2 separate regions of the Homo sapiens genome follow, and region 1 is linked to region 2. A link is a contact called in ENCODE Hi-C data. All regions are on one chromosome and are shown on one strand. Each heading gives the region's core, a stretch centred on a gene start or an enhancer-like site at or near the end of the contact. The rest is flanking DNA. Distances are from core to core; before and after follow the strand shown.

The links. A loop is a pair of places that touch in the nucleus more often than their neighbours do. Pooled maps may share reads with other maps.
Region 1: a map of MCF 10A shows a loop between it and region 2 (5-fold over the local background). The contact joins two enhancer-like sites. A Hi-C loop is called at or near these places in 4 of 168 maps with a recorded cell type or tissue (Caco-2, MCF 10A, PC-3 and 1 more), 2 of 37 single-sample maps with no recorded cell type and 5 of 50 pooled maps.

What each region holds. Positions count from the first base shown.
Region 1 is chr13:81,469,707-81,476,531 of GRCh38, reverse strand. No RefSeq gene overlaps it. Among named protein-coding and RNA genes, the nearest start is that of LINC00564, 250 kb to the right of the region's middle. Within about 2 kb of position 3,076, at least 2 of the 41 ENCODE cell types and tissues checked have a DNase peak (open chromatin) inside an H3K27ac peak, as active enhancers do; they include mammary epithelial cell, where a contact is called at or near this core.
Region 2 is chr13:81,055,178-81,062,362 of GRCh38, reverse strand. No RefSeq gene overlaps it. Among named protein-coding and RNA genes, the nearest start is that of LINC00377, 40 kb to the right of the region's middle. Within about 2 kb of position 3,327, at least 2 of the 41 ENCODE cell types and tissues checked have a DNase peak (open chromatin) inside an H3K27ac peak, as active enhancers do; they include mammary epithelial cell, where a contact is called at or near this core.

The sequences.
Region 1 (6,825 bases), core at 1,827-4,326, 410 kb before region 2:
ATTAAAGGATAAACTATCCCTTTATTTGTGTTGCATAAAAACCCTGTGCAAAAAAGGAAGTCTTAGAACTTTGTATTTCAATACTGTAGCAACTAATCATATGTTCCTATTAAAATTTAATTTTAAGTTAATTCAAATTTACTTAAATTAAAAATTTAATTAGCTACACTACCCAGATTCTGAATGCTCAACAACCACCAGTCCTTAGTGGTTACAATACTAGACAGAACAGAGAACACTTCTGTCATCACAGAAACTTCTGTTGCATAATGCTAATTTAGACAATAGATTTCAAGTATTTAGATATCATTGTGGTAATGCTATACTAAATTGTAGCTAATCAACTTGAAGTATGCTAATCACATTTCTAGAATTACTGTCATTGTGAGATAAATTTATAAACCTGTCCTAGCATGATGTCATTACCTATTTAAACATGACTACTCTTGTTTAAACCATGCCACTAAACAATCCTCACCTTTTATTTATCTTCCCATGGTTCAGTTGTGTCTATCAGGATAGAATGGTCTATCTGTGCATACTCAATTATACCATTTCTTAGAACATTTTTCATTAAAAATTAATAAATTGATGATCTTATTTTATTTGATTTTACAGGTAACTTTATAGGGAAATAATATGTTGGTCATGTCAATACATATATTTCTCCCAAAGCATCAATTCTATTGTTTATTGTAAATTAATACATTGCCCTTCTCCACTTGCTTACTTTGCTCCAGATGGCTTTCTTTCTTTCATTCTTTATTTTTAAAGCTTTCTTCATTAAGGCATAAATTTACGTATGACAAACATCAAACACTGTCAGTATATAATGATGCTTTGGTAAATCCATAGAGTCCTGTGATCATTACCACAATGCAGCTTCCAAAAATTTATTTTACCTCCAAAATTACTTTGTGTTATTATGTACACAAGTCCTATACCCCTCATCCTAGGCAACTGCTAATCGGGTTTCTGCGTCTATATGTTTGCCCTTTATATATATTTTATATGAACACAATTATATAATATGTGGTCTTTGGAGTCTAGATTCATTCGCCCAGCATGATATTTTTGAGGCTCACCTGTGATGTAGCATGTATTCATAGTTCATTTTTTTTCATTGCTGAATAAATTCCATTGTGTGCATGTGTCCCATTTGGATGATTCTACATTTAGGGTTTTTCAAGGTTAAGTTATTGTGAATAAAAATGCCATAAAACCTACATGTTTGCATTTCTGTGTATTTCTTTCACTTATCTAGGATTGATTTCTAGGAGACAGGTTGCTGGGTCATAAGGTAAGTTTATGTTTTCCAAAGTGAATTTACCATTTTCATTCACCAGTAATATATAAGAATTCCAGTTTCTCCACATTCTTACCAGAACTTGATATTGTGTCTGTATTATTATAGCCATTCCACTGTGTACAGGTGTATTTACAAATTTATTACACACATATTTATTGTTTTTATCATAATCGATTTGTTATATGGTTTGCTAATATTTTCTCCCAGTCTTTTTCTTTTCTTCATGGTATCTCTGAATTACAAAGTTTTTAATGTTGATTTTAAACTTTTATGGGTACTTAATACTTCCACATATTAATTGGGTACATGTGATATTTTGATACATGATACAATGTGTAATGATCAAATCAGGTAATTAATCAAATATTTATCACTTATTTGTGTTGGCAATATTCCAAATCTACTCATCTATTTATTTTGAAATATAGAATAAATTATTGTTAACTATAGTCACCCTATTGTGCTACTGAACACTGGATCTTATTCATACTCTCTAACTAACTATACTTTTGTACCCATTAATCAGCCCCCCTGTATCCCCTTCTCCACACTACTCTTCCCAGCTTCTGGTAAACATTATTACACTTTCTATATCCATGAGCTTCCACATATGAGCAAGAACATGCAATATTTGTCTTTCTGTGTCTGGCTTATCTCACTTAATATAATGTCCTCCAGTTCCAGCCACATTATTCCAAATGACATAATTTTATTCATTTTATGGATGAATACTATTTCCTTGTACATATGTACCACATTTTCATTATCCATTCTTCCGTTGATATCTTGGCTATTGTGAATAGTGATGTAATAAACACAGGAGTGGAGATATCTCTCCAACATACTGATTTTCTTTCTTTTGGATATATTGCTGTGACATTTGCTGCTGCTTCTGGATTTTTGGTTTGTGTGCTGTTTCTTTACTTAGGACCTAGTGTAGTTCTGTGAAATACGTCTCCCTGCATTGTGTGGCAGCTGATGTTCCTTCTTACTGTTTGTGGGGTTTTCTTGATAGTATTTTTAAACTGGGCTTCCTAGGGTTCACTCCTCTATATGCGTAGCTTAGTGGTCAGTGATTGGAGAGAAGTTATTCTCAAATGCCTTGATCCAGCAAGAAATCCCTCAGCTGAAAATGGATCTCTGTGGGTAATAAGTGCCTTCGGGGTTTTCATGGTTGCCCTGGAGTGTACTTTTCAGTGGGCTCTATTTTGCCCTTCCTCAGTGTGCAAAAGCACAGCTTCAGGGTTTTCCAGGAGTGTGGGGTTAACTTAGGCCTTCTCTGTCTTCTCTAAACAGGAGAGCAAACTCAACGAAGAATATGTTTGCTGCAACCAAGACAGAAACCTCAGGCTAGTAAAGCTGTTGGCTCTCCTTACTTATCTGAGATCATCATTGCAATCAAGGATGAAGCTGCATCACCCAATGCTTGAAAATAAGTGAGCTTCCTTAGACTATGGCAGGGAGGCTGCCATCCCTCATGGACTGTCTCACCATAGTAGAAGCTCCATGCCTACCCAACTGGGGTAGGGAGGTGGTGATAGGAATAGGCCTGCGGGGGAAGGCATAGATTCTTTGTGTTCTGACTCCACATTTGACAGCTTTTCAAGAATGCATAGTTCTCTGATTATTATACACCTTTGGGCCATTTTGAGAACACTGAAATATTTGTGGGGTTATTTTGTTGTTTCTCAATTTTGCCCAGCTTAATAGTTACTTTGGTAGAAAAATTTTCTGATCGTCTTACTTAGCTAAAGCCACAATAACATTATTGTTCCTCCTAAAATACGTCAAGTATGCTCTTGCCTGCATTTTAGCCCTCTACCTGGATACAGGCATGTATGAGTACTTGGCTTATTCCACAACTTAATTCAGTATAGCCATACTGTGAAGCCATCTCACCCTATAAACATACCCTCTGCTCTGTATCAACTTTCCCTTGCTTTATACAGTGCTTCTTCCTACTTATCACTAGATACGTGTTTATACTATATATGTACTCCTCCTTCTACATGAGTACATATTTATATTATATATATACTCCTGCCTGTACATGAGTACATATTTATTGCTGTATTTCCAAAATGTATATATATTATCTAGCTCATTAGATATTGTACTCAATAGGTATTAAATTAATTAATGAGTTAATTATTGCATAAATAACATTAAAAGGCAGAGAATAAAGCACATGTTGCCAGAGCATTTGTCCTTTTTTGAGTGAGTACTGAAAAATACTAACGGGAAGAAATGGTGTTTTCTAAGCGTGAGCACCATCGCTCTCCTTTCCATTTCCTAGAAATGTCTTAAGAATACATCATAAATACTCTCTGAAGAAGCCTTTTTATATTTTCTATAACCTAAGATAAGTTGAGATAATTTCTTCAAGCAATCTTGATTTCTGAGATATGGGTAAGGATCTCAAATTCAAAGTCATTCCATTGACTAGCATTTACAAAGAGGAAAGAGAAGAATCATTATCTTTCACACTTACAGAAGTATATAGTAAACAATTGCTGTACTAATACAAGAAATATTTATTTAATAATCCAAAGTTTTTACTTATATTAACTCTTAAAAATCAAATGCTGGTGTTGTTCAATAGCTAGTATCAGGGTATGTTATCAAGTGGGGAAATATCAAGGAAACAAGAGAAGCAAATGGGCAGGCAAGAAACTGAAGAAGAACATAAATGTAAGTGTACCAAATAGTGAAGTTGCTATGTCAAATATATTAAGGATTGGAGGCAAGGAGGAGGCAAAATACTGTAGGTGTTTGAAAGATTTTCTTATTGGGGTTGATGAAATAAATGTGCCTTCACTTCTCTGTGTCTTTAGTTTCAAGTAAATTCTTATCTAATATCTTTTTATTTTAATTTTAAATTTTTGTGGGTACATAATAGGTATAGATATTTATGGAATGTATGAGATATTTGGGTACAGGTATGCAATACATAATAATCACATCATGGAAAATTGGATATTCATCCCCTCAAGCATTTATTCTTTGTGTTACAAACAATTCAATTGGACTATTTTATTTATTTTTAAATGTATTTTAACTGATTGTTGACTACAGTGGCCCGTTGTGCTATCAAATATTAGGTTTTTTCCTTTCTTTCTATTTTTTGTACCCATTAACCATCCCCACCTCCCACCCACTCCCCCATTACCCTTGCCAGTCTCTGGTAACCATCCTTCTATTATCTATTTCCATTAGTTTAATTGTTGCTATTTTTTGATGTCACAAACAAGTGAAAACATACAATGTTTTTCTTTCTGTGTCTGACTTATTTCAATGTCCTCCCATTCCATCTATGTTGTTGCAAATGATAGAATCACTTTCTTTTCTTCTGGCTGAATAGTACTCTATTGTGTATCAGTACTACATTTTCTTTATCCATTCATCTGTTGATGGACACTTAGTTTGCTTCCAAATCTTGGCTATTGTGAGCAGTGCCGCAGCAAATATAGGAGTGCAGGTATCCTAGAAATGTTTTAAGATTACCTTTGATATACTGATTTCTTTTCTTTTGGGAATATACCCAGTAATGAGATTGCTGGATCATATAGTAGTTCTATTTTTAGTAACCTCCAAACTGTCTTACATAGTGGTTATACTAATTTACATTCCCACTAACAGTGTACAAGCATTCACTTTAATCCACATCCTTGCCAGCATTTGTTATTGCCTCACTTTTGGGTTAAAGCCATTTTAAACGGGGTGAGATGATATATCATTTTAGTTTTAATTTGCATTTCTCTGATCGTCAATAATATTAAGCACCTTTTCATATGCCTGCTTTTTTTCCATTTGTATGTCTTATTTTGAGAAAGGTTTATTCAAATATTTTGCCCATTTTTAAATCAGATTATTAAATTTTTCCCTATAGAGTGTTTGCCCTCCTTACATATTCTGGTTATTAATCATTTCAGATGGGTAGTTCACAAATATTTTCTCCCATTCTATGGGTTGCCTCTTCACTTTGTTGATTATTCCCTTTGCCATGCAGAAGCTTCTTAACTTGATATAATGCCATTTGTCAATTTATCCATTTTTGCTTCGGTTGCCTGTGCTTTTGGGGTATCACTCAAGAACGTTTTGCCAAGGCAATATCCTGGAGAGTCTCCTCAATGTTTTCTTGTAGTAGTTTCATAGTTTGAGGTCTTAGATTTAAGTCTTTATGTATTTTGATTTGATTGTTGTATATTGTAAGATACAGGGTACAGAAGAAATGGTCTAATTTCATTCTTCTGCATATGGGTATCAGTTTCCCAGCACCATTTATTAAAGAGACTGTCTTTTTCCCAATGTATGTTCTTGGCACTTTGTCAAAATTGAGTTCACTGTACATGTGTGACTTTGTTCCTGAGTTCTCTGCTCTGTTCCACTGATCTATGTGTCTGTTTTTATGCCAATACCATGCTGATTTGGTTATTGCAGCTCTGTAGTATATTTTGAAGTCAGGTAATGGATTTCCTCCAGTTTTGTTGCTCATGATAGCTTTGGCTATTCTGGGCCTTTTATGGTTCCATATAAATGTTGGTATTTTTTTTCTATTTCTGTGAAAAAATGTGATTGGTATTTTGATAGGAATTGCATTGAATCTGTAGATTGCTTTGGGTAGTAAGAACATTTTAACAATATTGATTCTTCCAATCCATTAACATGGACTATCTTTCAATTTTTGGGGCATTCTTCAATTTTTTTTCATTAGTGTTTATAGTTTTCACTGCACAGGTCTTTTGATTGTTTGGTTAAGTTTATTCCTAGGTATTTAATTTTATGTTTGGCTATTGCAAATAGGATTACATATTAAAATTTCTATTTCAAATGGTTCACTATTGGGATATATAAATGCTACTGATTTTTGTATGTTGGTCTTGAATCCTGCAACTTTACTAAATTTGTATATCAGTCCTAATAGTTTTTCTGGTGGAGTCTTTAGGTTTCAACATATATCAGATCATACCATCTGCAAACAATGATAATGTTATTTCTTCCTTTCCAATTCACATGACCTTTATTTCCTTCTCTTGTCTGCTCTAGCTAGGGCTTCCAGTACTTTGTTGAATAACAGTAGTGAAAGTGGGCATCCTTGTCATGTTCCAGATCTAAGAGGAAAGGCTTTTAGTTTTTCACCATTCAGAATGATACTAACTATGGGTCTGTCATATATGGCTATGGCTTTTATTATGTTGAAATATGCTCCTTCTATGCCCAGTTTTTTGGGAGATTTTATCATGCAGCGAGATTGAATTTTATTAAATGCTTTTTCAGCATCAATTGAAATGATCCTATAGTGTTTGTTTTTTCTTCTGTTGATATGATGTATCATATTGACTGATTTGCATATGTTGAACCACTCTTGCATTTCTGGGTTAAATCTCACTTCATCATGATGAATGATCTTTTAATGCATTGTTGAATTTGGTTTGCTAGTATCTTGTGGAGGATTTCTGCATTAACATTCATCAGAGATATTTATCTGTAATTTTATTTTTTTGATGTGTCTTTGG
Region 2 (7,185 bases), core at 2,078-4,577:
GTAAGTTTTGTTGACGTTATTCTTTATAGATCTCATACGTTTATCATACTAGGATAGCTTTGACATTATCTCTTCTTATTAAGTTTAATACCACTGTCTTATTTACTAAATCTGTTGTTTATCTGTCATACTTTGTGCTTCTATATTTTGGGCTCTATATAGGAAACCAGGGAAGATATAGATGTTCCACATAAAAATCAAATTCACATATGATGCCATCAGCGAAATACCAAAAATGGCTGCTTGGAAGCTGTAAATGCCATACAAATACTCTTATGGCAATGAGGCTAGAAATGGGGAAAGACTGAAAGGCTTCCTCAGTTTGTAAGTCTCTTAATTCAGAATCGCAACCACCCTGTGTGTTTGCAGAGGAAATAGATAGTTTGTAAGCTGCTTCAATTTATTGCTTGAGAACATGTGGAGAAAGGGAATACAGGACATTTGGAAGAGCTCACAACAGTGTTGCTGAAACTCCATTTTAGACTGAGAACTGCTCTTCAACATATTTGTCCTGAAAGTTTGATGGGAAATTCTCTTGTCGCAAGTTGCACTAAACTACCACAAGGGGTTTTTCTTAGCGTTCTTTCATCAGGAACTCTGCGACAAATACTAAAAGCTGCAAAACAGAATGCCAAGCAATACTCTTGAGGGTAAGATATGGTATGTTAAAGCCTCTTGGACTGTTTATAGGTTATTTGGTGAATGTAAATATATCAAACATTACTACACTTTTCCATATGCTATCACTTAATTAACTTTAAAAATATTGCACTTACTTGTTCCTTATTTCATTGTATATGCCAATTTCAAAATATACCACATGAATGTACTCTGTTTTAACTGCAGAAAAGGGGAAAAATATTTTTCAACCAGGCTGGCAAATACAACATAAATGTTTAAAATGTTTATCACAAAGGACATCTTTTACATTTAGAATACTACTCCGCCATCTAGAGGAAAACTAAGAATCTAACACCCAGTGGGGGAAAAATTCAACTAGAATGAATTCTTCATACTTAGAATGTAAAAATTATGGTAAGTAAATAGTGTAAAGGGCCGGGCGCGGTGGCTCATGCCTGTAATCCCAGCACTTTGGGAGGCCAAGGCAGGCAGATCACGAGGTCAGGAGTTTGAGACCAGCATGGCCAGCAAGGTGAAACCCCCTCTCTACTAAAAATATGAAAAATTAGCCGGGCATGGTGGCACGTGCCTGTAGTCCCAGCTACTCGGGAGGCTGAGGCAGAAGAATTGCTTGAACCCGGCAGGTGGAGGTTGCAGTGAGCCGAGATTGTGCCATTGCACTCCAGCCTGGCAGCAGAGTAAGACTGCGTCTCAAAAAAAATTACATATATATATATATTATAGTAAAGTCGCCATCGACAGGAAGATTTTTTACTAACCTTGTTAATGTAGATCATAGAAGTAATAACAATAAAAAGACAATATTTACAAAAATAAATCGACAGACATGCTTAGCAGCAAAACAAGTAAAATGTGAATATATTGATCTTTGCTTCTTTCTGTTATACAGATGATATCTAATCTTCATAAATTGCATCTGAAAATTATTTGCTCTCTTTGTGTCTCATTAATAATAAAATTCTTTGGCTGCAAATCTATGCATTGGAATGCAGTTTCTAACTGCTGATGCCTTTTTCTTTTTAGATGATTGACCTTTATGTTCAATGCTGTAAATACATTAAAACCTACTGGCACTCTCCATACCTCTTTGCATGTATAACAAGAGCAAAAAGCACTGATTGTGCATTCACAGGTCACTTTCATAGAATGTTTAATTTTTAAAAAATATTTCTAATCCAGTATTGCTTTTTCTTAAGGAAGTGAAAGAGGTATTGCTTAAATAATTTTTCTGGGAATAGCAGTTTGCTGATTATATATATATGTAATATATAATCAAGAAATAGAATGTTACATATTATGTAATATATAATATAGCATATTATATATTATATAATATATAATCAAGAAATAGAGAGAAATCTGTCTCTCTCTCTCTCTCTATATATATATATACATATATACAATCTATATATCGTTATGTAGTCCCTTCTATGTCTGTATATATATATGGGGAGGGACTACATAACGATATATAGATTTCAATGCATCACTAACTTTTGTTGTTGCTGCCATTGCTGTTTCTTGCCTATGTTCAGCTTAGCACATTCCCTTTGTGTACAATCTGTGATTTCAGGCACGAAAATAAAGGAAGGTGCATGAAAAAGTCACTTTTCATTATTCTTGAGTGAATTTCTGTTAGAGAACAAGAAAACTCTCAGTAGCTTGTACTGAACCCCTGCTGTCTTTTAAAAGGTCTTCATGCAAATTGGCATTTTTTATATAGGTTACCTTGTGAAGAGAAGCTAATTCGGTGAAGGTCAATTTATCTCAAAGCAAGTGTGAAATGTGTAGTTTGTTGAATTGATCTATTATTTCATTGAATGTTAAAATAAACCACAATTCTGTTCAGGTGAAATCCAAACTCTTAAAATGACCATGACTCATGAATAAAATAAAATATGTACTTTTCAAAATAATTAAATAATGGGATCTACCCAGTCATCAAATAAATGACTTTTTGGAAACTATTAACAAGAAAGAGTACATTGATGTTCTTTGATTCTTTTCACATAAAGAAAAATGTAGGCCAGGAGCGATGGCTCACACCAGTAATTACACCACTTTGGGAGGCTGAAGCGGGAGGGTCAACTGAGGTCAGTAGTTTGAGACCAGCCTGGCCAGCATGGTGAAACCGTGTTATCTATAAAAATACAAAAATTAGCCAGGCATGGTGGCACCTACCTGTAATCCCAGCTACTCAGGAGGCTGAGGCAGGAGAATTGCTTGAACCCAGGAGGCGGAGGTTGCAGTGAACCGAGATCATGCCACTGCACTCCAGCCTGGGCGACAGAGTGAGACTCGGTCTCAAAAAAAAAGAAAAAGAAAAACGTGTTTGTTTTTATTTTCTATTAGTATCTCAGTGCAGTTTCATTGTGCCCTTCTGAATTATTAAGGATTAATATGTAAAATGATCTTCTCTGTCTTTTTAAAAAGCCTCTTTAAATGTAAAATAGAATACAGATGGAAGAAAACTGTAAACAGCAGTCACATGGCTTAGTAAATTCTTATAAATTTTAATAAGGTAAAAACTACAAAATCCAAGAAATATAACAAAGCCACAAACAGTAGAGGCTCCTCATGGGCTCAGATTCAGTCTCAAAACCACCCTTTCCCTCAAGATTAGCCAGCATCCTGACTCTTATATTAGTCATTTCCTTTCATATTATCAACGTTTTATCCTCCAGGTGTGCTTCCCAAATAACAGTTTAGTCTTGCCAACTTTATTTTAATTTTATGTTTCAGTCTTTTCTAATTTACAGATTCCCTTCTGTCCTTTTTATTTCCTTGTAACTTATTTGTTGAAAATCATGTGATGTTTGACATTTAGGTTTTTCTGCAGTCTGGATTTTGCTGATTGCATACTCATTTCAGGATGTTCCTCTGTCATTTATACTTTTTGCAAATTGCCAGTTGGCCCCAGAGTTTTCCTCAGATTCATTTTCAATTCCTTTGGCAAGACTATAGGTATTGTCTTGTTTTATCAAGAAGCACGTCTTGTGGTATAATCAGTGGTTGACCTTCCATGACTAAATCAATTGCTGCTGCCTAGTGAGTAGCAAATGGCAATAGCCAAATTAAAGGTAAAAACACGGTTCAATTACTGCCTGAGTCCACTTGGGCCACTATAACAAATAACCACAAACTAGAAATTTATTTCTCTTACTTCTGGAAGCTGGAATGTCCATGGCCAAGGCAGATTCAGTGTCTGGTCAGAGCCCAATTCCTGGCTCATAGACAGTGCCTTGTTTCTGTGTCCTTACATGGTGGAAGGGATGAGGAATGTCTCTCAGACCTCTTATAAGGGCATGAATCTTACTCACGAGGGGCCCAACCTATTACTTAATCATTGCCCAAAGGCTCCACCTCCTGAAACCATCCAACTTGGGAGTGAGGATTTCAAAACAGAGATTTTGGGGAGACATGAGTATTCAGACCATAGCAACTACTATTTGGTTTCATAGTAATATAACTCCTTTGGAAGGACAGGATAAATCTTTTCCTTTTATATCTTATTTTAAGGATAATGATTTGCTTCCCTATTATTTTCCTAAAATTGTCTAATTATTATTATTAAGAAATTATGACTTTAAACATATTTGATGAATTTAATTTAGTCTTACATATTACCACTTTTGGAGCTCAAATTGTATCATGTTTGCCCAGTGGCAGCCTCTTCAATATGACACCTGAGTCTTTTTGACATAACCTTTAACAATTTAAAAAAGAAAAGGCATGTCTATTACTGGGCACAAAGATTATTTATCTCAATTTTTATTGTTTATATACATAATATGTCTGTAATCCAATAAAGAAATGTATACACACATACACACCATGAATATAAATCATCCACATTCAATAGATATCAAAAGAAGAAGATACATAAAGGGCCCAAATGTTGGAATTACTAGGGAAAAAAATATTTATAAATAACTTTTGCATTATAAAGAATCTAGTGGAAAAGGTATCAAATATGCATAACCAGAGATAGAATATTATAATACACAGAAATGGAAACTATAAAAATGAGATTAATGAAAACGCATGCACGCACACACACAAACATACACACACGCATACATATGTGTAAGAAATGAGAATGTCCTCAGTGGGTTATCAGCAAATTGAACACAGCAGAGAAAAGAATCATTGAATTTGAAGACAATTAGTTAAAAGTTATTCCAGCTGAAATTTTTTAAAAAGTTGGAAAAAGAAACAGAACAAATACATAACTGATCTCAAAGAAATGAAAACTTATTTCCACACAAAATTCTGCTCATGTGGCCAGGCGCAGTGGCTCATGGCTGTAATCCCAGCACTTTGGTAGGCCCAGGCGGATGGATCACCTGCAGTTAGGAGTTCAAGACCAGCCTGACCAAATGGTGAAACCCCATCTCCACTAAAAATACAAAATTAGCTGGGTGTGTGTGCACATACCTTTAATCCCAGCTACTCAGGAGGCAGAGGCAGGAGAATCAATTAAACCTGGGAGGCAGAGGTTGCAGTGAGCCGAGATCGTGCCATTGCACTTCAGCCTGGGCAACAAGAGCGAAAGTCCGTCTCAAAAAAAAAAAAAAAATCTGCTTATGAATATTCATTACAAATCTTATTTGTAATATCCCAAAACTGGTGACAATGATGTGATGGGGACGTTACACCAAAATATGGTACCTGGGCATTTGAGAAAACAGCAGATTCAGGAAGATCACCGTCACCTTCCTCTTGCTCTTCTTTCCTGAAGCAAGTCATAAAATCTTTATTTCAGAGGCACTTTCCCTATGCTTGGAGAAAAAGTAACATCCATATCCTAGAAGACACAGAGACGCCAAGAAGAATCTGAATATACAGGCCTTACAAAATTCCTAGAACTTAGTTTATGACCATTAGATCAGATCCCCATTGTGCAATCGTACTTCTACATGACTGTCTACCCTTCATCAAACTTAACATAAAAATGCGTGGGGTTTTCCGTTTCTTTGGGTCTTCATTTTTGAATGTACCTGTGTTACATAACACATATTAAATAAATGTGTATATTTTTCTGTCATTAATTTATCTTTTGTTATAGACATCTCAGCAGTAAACCTTGAGTTGAGTGAAAAAATAATATTATTTTTTCTCTCCTAAAAACACAAATATCCTTCAATAAATAAATTGTTAAACTCTGGTATATCTATTCAATATCCATCCAATTTAATAATAACCAGGGCCGGGCGCAGTGGCTCACGCCTGTAATCCCAGCACTTTGGGAGGCTGAGGCAGGCCGATCACTAGGTCAGGAGATCGAGACCATCCTGGCCAACGTGGTGAAACCTCGTCTCTACTAAAATACAAACAATTAGCCAGGCGTGGTGGTGCGTGCCTATAGTCCCAGCTAGTGGGGAGGCTGGGGCAGGGGAATCACTTGAGCCTGGGAGGCAGAGGTTGCAGTGAGCTGAGATCGTGACACTGCACTCCAGCCTGGCGACAGAACAAGACTGTCTCAAAATAAAAAAATAATAATAATAATACCCAAACATATGCAGTAACACACGATTAATACATGTAACAACTTGGATGGATCTCAAGAACATTATCTTGGGTGAACAAAAGTTAATCTTAAAAAGTTGTGTGGCTTCATTTGTATAACATTTTCAAAATAACAAAATCAGAGATATGGAGAACATATCAGTGATTGATATGGATTAAGAAAGGGGTGAGAAGCAACTTTAAAAGAATAGCACAAAGTATTGCCTGTCAATTTCCAACTTTTAAAATTTATTTTTGATAGCACTTTATATATACATATATAGATATATATAACTTTTTATTATTACTCCCACATTTTGGTGGCTTCGTATTTTTTTATTTATTCAATATATTGTAATACACTGTGCTGTACTTGTCATAGATTTTTTAGATTGAAATTTAATTCACTTGTTTTTCTTCTTTATTTGGGAAGTGAAGTTTATGGATTTTCCTCAGTGGATTTTTCCAGATTGATTACAGAGATTCTAGTATGTTGGACTATCTTTACTGCTATTTTTGATGTTTTGCAATTATATATACTTGTGTCTCTCTTAGGCAGAAACATAGTATAAAGGCATGTTTTCTTTTTGCCATGTGGATGGGGGCTTTTTTTTCAGTTGTGTTTAATTTCTGATTTTATTGCATTTTGCTCCAATATTTTTATATGATTTTCATTTTTATAATTTATAGAATTATTTTAGTATGGCCTAAGATATGGTCAATAACAATATTATTTTTAATTCAGCTAAAAACTCTATTCCCTAATAATAGAAGAATTCAATATATGAGACTGTGTGTATATGTGTGAATATATATATACATAGTGTGTTTGTGTGTGTGTGTAAATATATATATATACACTTAAAATATATATATACACACTTTCTACATAAAAAGAGTATAAAATATTTTGTGATCCCCAAAACTATTAAGAGTGATATCACTCCATTAAAAATGAATGTTATATAGCATTTCACTCTATAAATATATGAAATATTATATATACATTATGCTGATAATTTATGAGTTTTCAAT